2 separate regions of the Mus musculus genome follow, and region 2 is linked to region 1. The links are chromatin loops, found by intact Hi-C in ENCODE. Cell type or tissue: gastrocnemius. All regions are shown on one strand.

Region 1 (5,000 bases):
TTTCCTCTTGTCTGTCCTGGAACTTACCCTCTAGACCAGGAACTCACAGAGATCCACCTTCTAAGTGCTGGAATTAAAGGTGTGTGTCACTATGCCCACCTAGCTCCTGGTTTTCTTAATTAGAAAGGAAGGAAGGAAGGAAGGAAGGAAGGAAGGAAGGAAGGAAAAGAGCCTAATAATTAAAAAGATTTCTCCTGGTTTTCTTAATTAGAAAGGAGGGAGGGAAGGAAGGAAGGAAGGAAGGAAGGAAGGAAGGAAGGAAGGAAGGAAGGAAAAGAGCCTAATAATTAAAAAGATTTTAAATTATGGTGTAATTATTTTTGTTTTTTTGTTTTTTTTTTTTTAAGATTTATTTATTTATTTTACATATGTGAATACATTGTTGCTCTTCTCAGACCCACCAGAAGATGGCATCGGATCCCATTACAGATGGTTGTGAGCCACCATGTGGTTGCTGGGATTTGAACTCAGGACCTCTGGAAGAGCAGTCAGTGCTCTTAACCACTGAGCCATCTCTCCAGCCCCTATGGTGTACTTCTTTTTTTTTTTTTTTTTTTTTTTTTTTTTTTTTTAAAGATTTATTTATTATTATATGTAAGTACACTGTAGCTGTCTTCAGACACACCAGAAGAGGGAGTCAGATCTTGTTACAGATGGTTGTGAGCCACCATGTGGTTGCTGGGATTTGAACTCTGGACCTTCGGAAGAGCAGTCGGGTGCTCTTACCCACTGAGCCATCTCACCAGCCCCTTTTTTTTTTTTTTTTTTTTTTTTTTTTTTTTTTTTTTTTTTATGTGGTGTACTTCTTAAATGCAGAAGTATATAATGAAATGAAAATTTTGTATGGAACTGACAAATGATTATGTATTTTCTTTCTTCTTTCTTTTTTTCTAAAATAAAGTCTCATGTAGCCCAGGCTGTCCTTAGCCTTAGCACATAGCTAAGGGACCTTGAACTATATATCCTCTTGTTTATACCTTACAAGTGCTAGAATTATAGGTATGTGACCATACCTCAGCATGCTTGTTTTTGGGGGGTTTTAAAAATGATTTTATTAGTATATACTAATCTTACATAAAGGATATCATTATGGTGTTTTAATAGATGTATGTAGAATATATTTGATCACATGAATCACATTTATTACCATATCCCGACTCCTCCCATACCTCCTTTTTCCAGCTGTATAACCCACTGGGCAAGAATAAGACCATGATCACAATTTTTAAACCAAATTTGAAGCAAGTTTTATTAACTATTGGCCAGGATGATAGACACTGGCCAGGTCCACAGCCAGGACTTCAAGAATGGCACCAAATTATGTTAGTCAGGTGCTTCTAAAGGCAATACCCACAAGGCTATGCACTTCCTGCCTTTGTCCAACCAGGGACAAGCATTCATCCTGGTGTGCTTCCTGCCTGCGTACTTCCCCTCACATCCCCCCTTCCTGTGACCAGGCACATCCTGTGCAGTTGGGGCAACCAACCTTGTCTACAGAAGTGAGATTACAGTGTGTGGCTTGTATCTTACATGAACAATGCCTCCAGCATCTCAGGAAGTCATCTACCCTTGGGCAGTCGGGGCTTACAGGTCAGAGGCAGTTTTGTATTGTAGATCTCTTAAGCACAGTAATTTAAGCTTAAAACATAGCTTTAGTCTTTACATACCAGCTTCCAGTGCTGCTCTCTCTCTCTCTCTCTCTCTCTCTCTCTCTCTCTCTCTGTGCATGTGTGTGTGTGTGTGTGTGTGTGTGTGTGTGTGCCTGTGTGTGTGTGTGCATGTAGAGGCCTGAGATTGATGTTGAGGGTCTGTTGCAGGATATTGACTACATTGTTTTAAGACCTAAGTAGCCACTGCCTTTCTGACATTACTGTAGCCATTTTTTTTTATGCCTGTAGCTAGCCATCTTACATTGTTATAGAGGACCTTTCTAATGACCAAATTAACCATTAACTGCATATCCTGTTAAATGCTATACTTGGGTGTTCTTGGAAATTCCTCAGACCCTTGCCCTCCTTTAGAGCCAAACACAATAAAGGTCAGTTAGAAGTGCTTTGTATAGTTAGCTACAATACGCTTGGACCAGAACCAACCACAGCAACCCCCTCCCCCCAGCACCTTCCTGCCCCTGTGGATGAGCTTTTATGGTTGTTATGAACCTTTGTGGGGTTTGCCTTTATAAGATGCCCATGGGAAATAGACAGGGACTCAGTCTCAGCTCCTGAATCTGACCTGTGCCCCTGATCACAAGAGGTCCTAAGAGGTGTGTGTTCAATAAACTGTCCCTGCTTGACTGAGATGGGTGACTGAGTGGTTTGTGGGGGTGATTCCTGGACCACTACAACTGTGAACCCCAAGATTGTGAACTAGAAAATAACCCAAGAGCTTTCTGTAAACAAGAGCTAAATAAAGTCAATGATAGGTCAAGAGGTAGAGCAAGCAGCCAGTTGACAGGGAGTGAATATATGGAAACCCAGGAAAGAGGAAGGAGGGTCTTTACGACAACGTGAAGAAGAGAGGGCTTTTTCCTTCTGGGAAGTCAGTGGAGTATGAAGGTCAGCTCAGTGCTTTCTCTGCCTCCCTGAGCTAGCAGGCTTTTACCACGATGTCTGGCTACTGAGTCTTCATTGGTAAATCAAATGACTGGGTTTTTTTTTTTTTTTTTGAGACAGGGTTTCTCTGTGTAGCGCTGGCTGTCCTGGAACTCTATAGCTGGCCTCGAACTCAGAAATCCGCCTGCCTCTGCCTCCCAAGTGCTGGGATTAAAGGCGTGTGCCACCACTGCCAGGTCTGGGATTTTATTTTATTTATTTATTTATTTATTTATTTTTTAAGACTTATTTACTTATTATATGTAAGTACACTGTAGCTGTCTTCAGACACTCCAGAAGAGGGCGCCAGATCTCATTACTGATGGTTGTGAGCCACCATGTGGTTGTTGGATTTGAACTCAGGACCTTCAGAAGAGCAGTCAGTGCTTTTAACCGCTGAGCCATCTCTCCAGCCCCTGGGATTTTTATTTTTAAAACAAAGATTGTGTTCACTCACTCGTCTACTTTATTGAGACAATCTTTCAGTCAAACTAGAAGTTGTGGTTAGCTAGCCAGCTTGCTCCAGAGGGACCCCTCCCTGTACAGCCTTCCTTCCAAGAGTTAGAATACAAGTAGGTCACCACACGCACAACGCATTACATAGGCCCTGGGATCTGAACTCTAGTCTTGCCATTTGTACAGTAAGCCATTGAGCCACCTCCCAAGCCCCTGATTCTTTTTTGAAACAAGGTATCTGTAGCATAGGCTGGCCCCGAAACTGCTATGTAGTCCAGGGTGTCCTTGAACTGTGCTGGTCCCGCAGACTTCCCAACTGCTAGGATTACAGGTTTGGGCCGACATGCCCAGCCCCTTCTAGTGTTTACCTGGTGTGGCTTCTGCAGCTCTTCGTTTGTTTGTTTAGTATAGAATAGAGTTTATTTAGGGCATGGGGAAGGGAGTTAAGAGGGTAGCAGAGGCAGAGAAAGGCAGAGAGGAGAGAGTAGATAAGTAGAGGTCGGCCATGAGCACATGGAGAGAGGGGGGAAGGGAATGGGAGCAAGAGGGCAGGATATAAGAGAGAGGCAAGAGGGTAAGAGATGTTTGTTTGTTTGTTTGTTTGGTTGGTTGGTTTTTGGTTTTTTGAGACAGGGTTTCTCTGTATAGCCCTGGCTGTCCTGGAACTCACTTTGTAGACCAGGCTGGCCTCTAACTCAGAAATCTGCCTGCCTCTGCCTCCTGAGTGCTGGGATTAAAGGTGTGTGCCACCACGCCTGGCTGTTTGTTTTGAGACAGAGTTTCTCTGTGTAGTTTGAATGTTCTAGCACTCACTCTGTAGACCAGGCTGGCCTAGAACTCACAGAGATCCAACTGCCTCTGACTCACCAGTGCTAGGACTAAAGGTGTGCACCACCACCACCCAGCTGGGCTTCTGCAGCTCTTTAAGGAGGTAGGGCAGGATGTCTTACCAGTCTATCTTTTTTTGTTCCCCATGGCAGGCAATATTTCAGTGATGTAATTGCAAATGCCATGATGGAGATGCAAGATTCTGGCTCTTTCACCAGTCTCCTGAAAGCCTTGGGCAAAGAAAGAGACAGCAAAATGAATTTCCATGATGTCATCACAAGGTGAGGGTGGTGATGGACTTGTGTGCTTTGTGATTCTCTTTTTGGATGCTCTCACTGTGTGATGTAGGCAGCTCTCAGAGCTTCTCCTGCCTCACAGTAGCTGATACTTCAGGTCTGCTTTGCAATATTTCTTTTTTCACATGTACACGTGTGTGGTACACAAGTATGTGTATGCATGCTTACATGTGAGGGGACACACATACATGTATAGGTGCATGTATATATGTATGTAGGCCTGAGGTTGACACTGGGAGTCTTTCTTGAGTGTTTCCCAACTTAACTCTGTGAGATAGAATCTCTCAGTTGAACCCAGAGCTCACCTATGCAGCTTGCCCTGGGGACAGCCTATCTCTGCCTTCGAGTGCTGGGATGACAGGTGTGGTACTTATGTAAGTTCTGTCCATCTGAACTCTGGTCCTCACGTTTAGGTGGCAAATACTTTAACCACCGAACAAGCTCCCCAGCTCTTCAAATTTGTGTGTGTGCATTTGTGTGTAAGCGTAGGCATATGTGTGCCACGGTATTCACTGTGGAGGTCTGAGGACAATGGCAGGGGTCGACTCTTGCCTTCTATCTTGATTGAAGGAAACAGGGTCTCTTTGTTTTTTTGTTTCTGTGATGCCTCTGAGGACTCCCTTGTATCTGGCTCTCATCTCACTGTACAATGGGCTACAGGGGGATGCTACTGCACCTGCCTTTATGCTCCGTGTCTCCAAACTCAGGACCACACTTCCTAGTCAGCACTTAACTCACTGAGCAATTTCTCCAGGCCTTGCTTTTTATTTTATGGTGGCATAAAACTTACCAGAAGTCCTAAATTTCCCAAGCACCAAATGTTTACATT
Region 2 (5,000 bases), 240 kb after region 1:
AGATTCGCTCTTCCTTTTGTGCCCGTTCCCCTCAAAGCACCACAGTTAAGTCTTACTTACAGTCAGGCCTGGGAGCTGGCTCAGATGCCTTTCCGTCAGTGGTTTGAGGTAGGTGTTTGGTTTCAGACAAGGGATAGAGGAACAACCAAGGCACACCTGGCCTCCAGGTTCTCCCAGCATCCTTCAGTCTACCTGGCATACCCTGCCCCCATCCTTGAACTTTCCAGCAAAGGGACTGGGCTGCTCTTCCCCCAGAGGCTCTTCCCTATATAATTCAGTCATTTTGCACTTTCCCTCCCCCCTCTCCCTCCCTCCCTCCCTCCCCTCTCTTTCTCCCTTCTCCCCCTCCCCCTCTCTTCCTCTCTCTCTCTCTCTCTCTCTCTCTCTCTCTCTCTCTCTCGCCTCTCTTCCCTTTCTTCCTTTTCCTCTTCTCTTCTAATATGCCCTTTCTCCCTTTCTCTCTCCCCACCCTCTTCCCCATGGAGATTCTCCTGACCTCAATCCTTTGGGTCAGCAAACTTGCCCAAGAGCAGCTTCCCAATAAACCTGCCTTTAATATAACCTAATCTGGCTTGAATTGGCTCATTTCACTGGCAGTGAAGAAATAACCTCTCAGTAGGAATCCAAAGACACTCTTTGGCATATGCATGCACGTTCATTTGTGCCTGCACCGTTTGTAAAACCTCTGTCTTTTTAAATGTCTCCTCTCCTCCAGGCAGTTGTTCCCAGCCCCAGCCTCTCTGCTGCCCCGGAGAGGATTATGGCTGCAAGAGAGGAAACTGCTATTGTGATAAATTCTGCCGTGTGCTATCAGACTGCTGCCCAGACCACGAGACCCTCTGCAACTCCAGTGACCTGCATGCAGGCTCTCTTCCACCCGTGGCTCAGCTGGATGCTGTAACCCACAGAGGCAAGCCTGGACTTTAGATGGTGGCCGCTATGGAGTGGGTGGCACCACATCCTGATGGTCCTGCAGTTCTTATAGTCTATGCATTTCACGCTCAAAACTTCTTCACGTTCCTCTCGACTCCCTTCACCTGCTGCTCTCCCCCAAGCCTCTCTTTAGGTCCCACAGGGAGAGGCTGAGCTATCAGTGGTGAAAACCAGGCTAGGAAAGGTGGTGGGCCCAACCTTTTCTTGCTCTATGTATGCCGCTTGGCCTTGCTTGGAGATGTCAGAGCAGAAGAGTCCTCAGAGAGGTGTTGGGGATGTTGACCAGAAGTGGGCTGGGGGAGAGGAGCACGGATGAAGACAAGGCCTTCACCCTGTGTTCCAGCCTTTCACACTCCCAAGATGGTGCTACAGATGGTGCTGAGGACCGAGAGGCCACTCGACTCAGCCAGGAACAATCAAGATTTGGTACAAAACATGGTGAGTGCCCTGAGCGGGGGTGGGGGGGTGGGGGGTGGGTGTGTGTGTGTGGGGGGAATTCCTGCCTCTCTTCTAGGACTCAAGGGAGGGGGGGATTTATAAAAAAAGGAGAACCAGGGATATGTTTTTGTAGAGCGAAGTATGGTGAGATGGGAGGGGGTGCCTCAGTAGGCCCATGTTGAGGCATCCCTTCCCCCGAAGTACTAACCATATGACATAGTATGGAATAGAGTTTATTTAGGGCGTGGGCAGGGGAGTTGGGGAGAGAGTAGACAGAGATGAGGGTGTGGGTAGAGGAAGGGACTGAGGGAGGGACTGAGGGAGGGATGGAGGGAGGGAGGGAGGGAGGGAGGAAGGGAGGGAGGGAGAGAGGGGAGGAGGAGGGGAGAGGAGGGGAGAGGAGAGGAGAGGAGAGGAGAGGAGAGGAGAGGAGAGGAGAGGAGAGGAGAGGAGAGGAGAGGCCAGCTAGGAACACAGAGGGGGAGAGAGGGAGAAGGGAAGGGGAGAGAAGGGACAGACAGTAAGAGGCTAAGAGAGTGAGAAGGGGGCAAATGACCCTATTTTATAGTGAGTCTAACATACCTGGATGTTGCCAGGTGACTGTGGGGTAAAGCTTAGAAGGAATGCTAAGGAGTGGGGTAGGGAAGGAAGGGAGAGAGGAAGGGAGGAGAGGGGGAAGAGGGAAGGGCTCCTTTGAGCTGGGGCAGAGCTTTCTATTTGAATTGCATCTCATTTTCACGTATCATAAACTTTTCTTTTTTTCCTCCACCACCATTTATAAATACACAAAATATTCTAAACTTGTGAGTCGTACAGAAAGTGGCATCGTGCCAAACTCGGTAGCTTGTGTTCTAAATCCTCCTCTGTCCAACTCTTTCCTTCTGTGCCCTGGCCCTAAAGTACTCAACCCAGCATAGAGAGATACCCTTCACTGCTATTACACAAGAGGAAGGAGTGTGAGGGCCCCCCCGACTCCGAGCACTTGCTCCCTGGGAACTGGACTTGACTCCTCTAGCTGCTGAGCCCGCCTGCTTGGGTGGCAGGGACAACTCATTGAAAGCAAGCATGGAGACCATTGCTCTTGCTGGCCCAAGAGATGCTTAGAGTATGAGACCACAGATGTCAGCAACTTGGATGAGGTTTGTTGCTTGTCAGGTTCTGCAGCTCCTCCACAGCCTCTCCAGAAGGCCACTCTCGGTGACTATGAAGGGAATCAGGAAGAGAGCCTGAGTCTTTCTCCAGCCCTGGCCAGCAGGACCCATGGAACAGAGGTCACCTTTGGTTTGTTGGGGCCAACATGGCTGGCCCAGCCCAGGGGTATCTGTCTCTCAGCTGCCATCCTATTAGCCCCCACATTGGCTTGGCCTGGGGAAAACTGAAACCTGGGATTGTTGTAAACACATTTAAAAGTGCACAGAATTAGCCATAAAAATTACAAAAATACACTTGGCTCGTAATATTGCTCATTGTGTTGTGACGATTACATGTATATACAATTATGATATATTTATTATAATATAACAATGACTTGAACATAGAAAATTAGGGAGATGGGGGCGTAGCTTAGTTGATGGCGTGTTTGCCAAGCATGTCAAACCCTGTAGTCAATGCTAAGCACCCCAGAAATCAGGTATGGTGGCACCTGCTCATTATCCTAGTACTAGGGAGATGGAGGAGGTGGAAGCAGGTAGATCAGACCTTCAAGGTCATCTTGGCTGTATAGTTAGTTCAAGGCCAGCCTGTGCAATATGAGACCCTGGAATTTTCTGTTGTTGTATAAGACCCTGGCGAGCCTTAACTTACAGGAGACACCCGAGTGAACAACTCGGAGACAGGAATAGATGCAAAAGCAAGAGGAATTTTATTGATCCAGCATGCTGGGGTCGCCCTGAACATGGAGAGAGAGAATGACCCCTCACAGCCCATCCAGCGAGCCTTTATATATACAGTTCTCAAAGCAGTGATTGGCAGAACAGTGTGACTTTTAAACTGATTGATCTATAAGGAATGAGGTAGGTGGCTAATGGTCAAGGAAAATGTCTGCGAGCTCTGTGGTCGTGGTGGTTGGTCCCTCCTCCCTGTGGTCTGAGGAATGTAACTAGCCCCTCCCTTCCGGAGAGGAGGGGTGCCTGTGTTCTTTATGACCTTTCACTTCCAGGAGGGGAGGGGTCTGGTGGAATTTTTCTGTAACCGAGCTGACCTCTTCATTTTGTTTTCTTTTGTTTTAAAAAAAGCAGAAAGTAAGAACCCCAAGCAATAACCTTTAATTAAGTAATTCACCTTCTCCCCCCCCCCCCCCCGCCCTGTTCTGCATTGGACGTCCTGGATCTTAGCCACCAGGTCATCTTTTACTCCCCTCTGCCAATGACTTTCTTCTAATGCTATGGCCACATGGTCCCACCCTTCTTACGATAGTTCGGTGACTACAGTCTTGGGTCAGTGGCTCTTTCCTGTTTGCTGGTCTCTGACTGGCTTCTGGCCAGATTGCATCACGGAAGCTCTGGTGGGCAGCCAGCTCCCTGTTGAGAGGCCATCAATGGCTTCCCATTCTCGACAGACTAGATGTGAAAGTACTGGGTCTGGCCTGCCACCACCAAGCTCTGCAGACCTCCAGCTTTATCCCTGCTAATCCCCCTCACCCACTCTTGGGTGCAGCTGAACAGGATCCCCCATTCTCCTCACCCAAGCCTTGGTCTGGGCCTTTGCTAATCTGAACCCTTGTTTCTGGGCAACTGATTGCAGCAAGGATCCCTGTTGGCCCAGAGCCCAGCTCTTGGCTAATGGTTTTGTGTTGGCTTAATTTCTCTAAGGAATTTATTTAGGAACATAACTCCAATGGGATTAGAGTAAGGCAAATAAAACAGGGATGGAGGGAGGGCCAGCACAAAGACCTACCCTCCAGTCGGCTCTAGCTGTGGCTGGCTAGTTGCTTCGCCTGTGGGATCTTCTAAGAGACCTTGGGGAATGTGTCTGAAAGGCATCTATCTGGTAACAGATCAGTGTGCCTGTCTCCTTTCCCATGGACTACAAGTTGGCCTACAGAGTCTTGGAAATATATATTAAAAACATATGTAATAGAGTGATTAACAACTTTAAGAAGACGGGGCGAGGGGTGGGGGTGGGGGACTGGAATTAATCCAAACCCAAACATCCATCAATAAGAAAATGGCCACAGAAGTTGTGGTTGATAATTCCAAAGGAAAACCACCCGCCATCTAAGGATAAAGCATTATTATTATACGTAAGAGCTCTGGTGAACCTCACAGACAGAATGTTACATGTAAGAAGCCAAATACTGAAAAGCGCACGCACAATCCTATTCACATAGTCCTGAATGTGTCCATGGTGGCAGAGTGAGGGGACACACGGGGCCTGTTTATTATCATTCTCTGTGAACTTGGTGACGGAACCTAAGGCCTCTCACACAGGCAAACTCTCTACCACTGAGTTGTAACCTCCAATTCTGTTGTCAACTTTTTCTTCAAGACAGGGTCTCTCAGGCAGGCATTTAAGTAGCCCAGAACAATCTTGAATTTGTAATCCTCATATGTCAGCTTCCAAGACGTTTCCGGCACACTGTCTGTGCTCACACAACATGCAGAACTTGTGGAATCCTCTCAGAACCCTGT

The links. Peaks named below come from ENCODE experiments on the same cell type or tissue, not always from the same donor. Only the 100,000 strongest peaks of a DNase experiment are listed, where the experiment ranks them.
Region 2: it touches region 1 in a loop (3-fold over the local background); 5 of 42 quality-filtered maps call a loop at or near these places.

The regions. Positions count from the first base shown.
Region 1 is chr16:33,039,920-33,044,919 of GRCm38, reverse strand. It overlaps Iqcg (IQ motif containing G), which reads left to right. Exons shown (of 11, transcript NM_178378.3): 5 at 4,028-4,156. Among named protein-coding and RNA genes, the nearest start is that of Iqcg, 14 kb to the left of the region's middle. In gastrocnemius, CTCF peaks have their summits at 404 (motif pointing right) and 2,868 (motif pointing right); no DNase peak of the experiment used is centred here.
Region 2 is chr16:32,802,571-32,807,570 of GRCm38, reverse strand. It overlaps Smbd1 (somatomedin B domain containing 1), which reads left to right. Exons shown (of 4, transcript NM_001256309.1): 2 at 716-910; 3 at 1,277-1,371; 4 at 2,527-2,683. The coding sequence ends at 2,601. Among named protein-coding and RNA genes, the nearest start is that of Smbd1, 5.4 kb to the left of the region's middle. In gastrocnemius, no CTCF peak of the experiment used is centred here; DNase peaks (open chromatin) are centred at 2,292, 3,905 and 4,100; H3K27ac peaks cover 1,846 bases.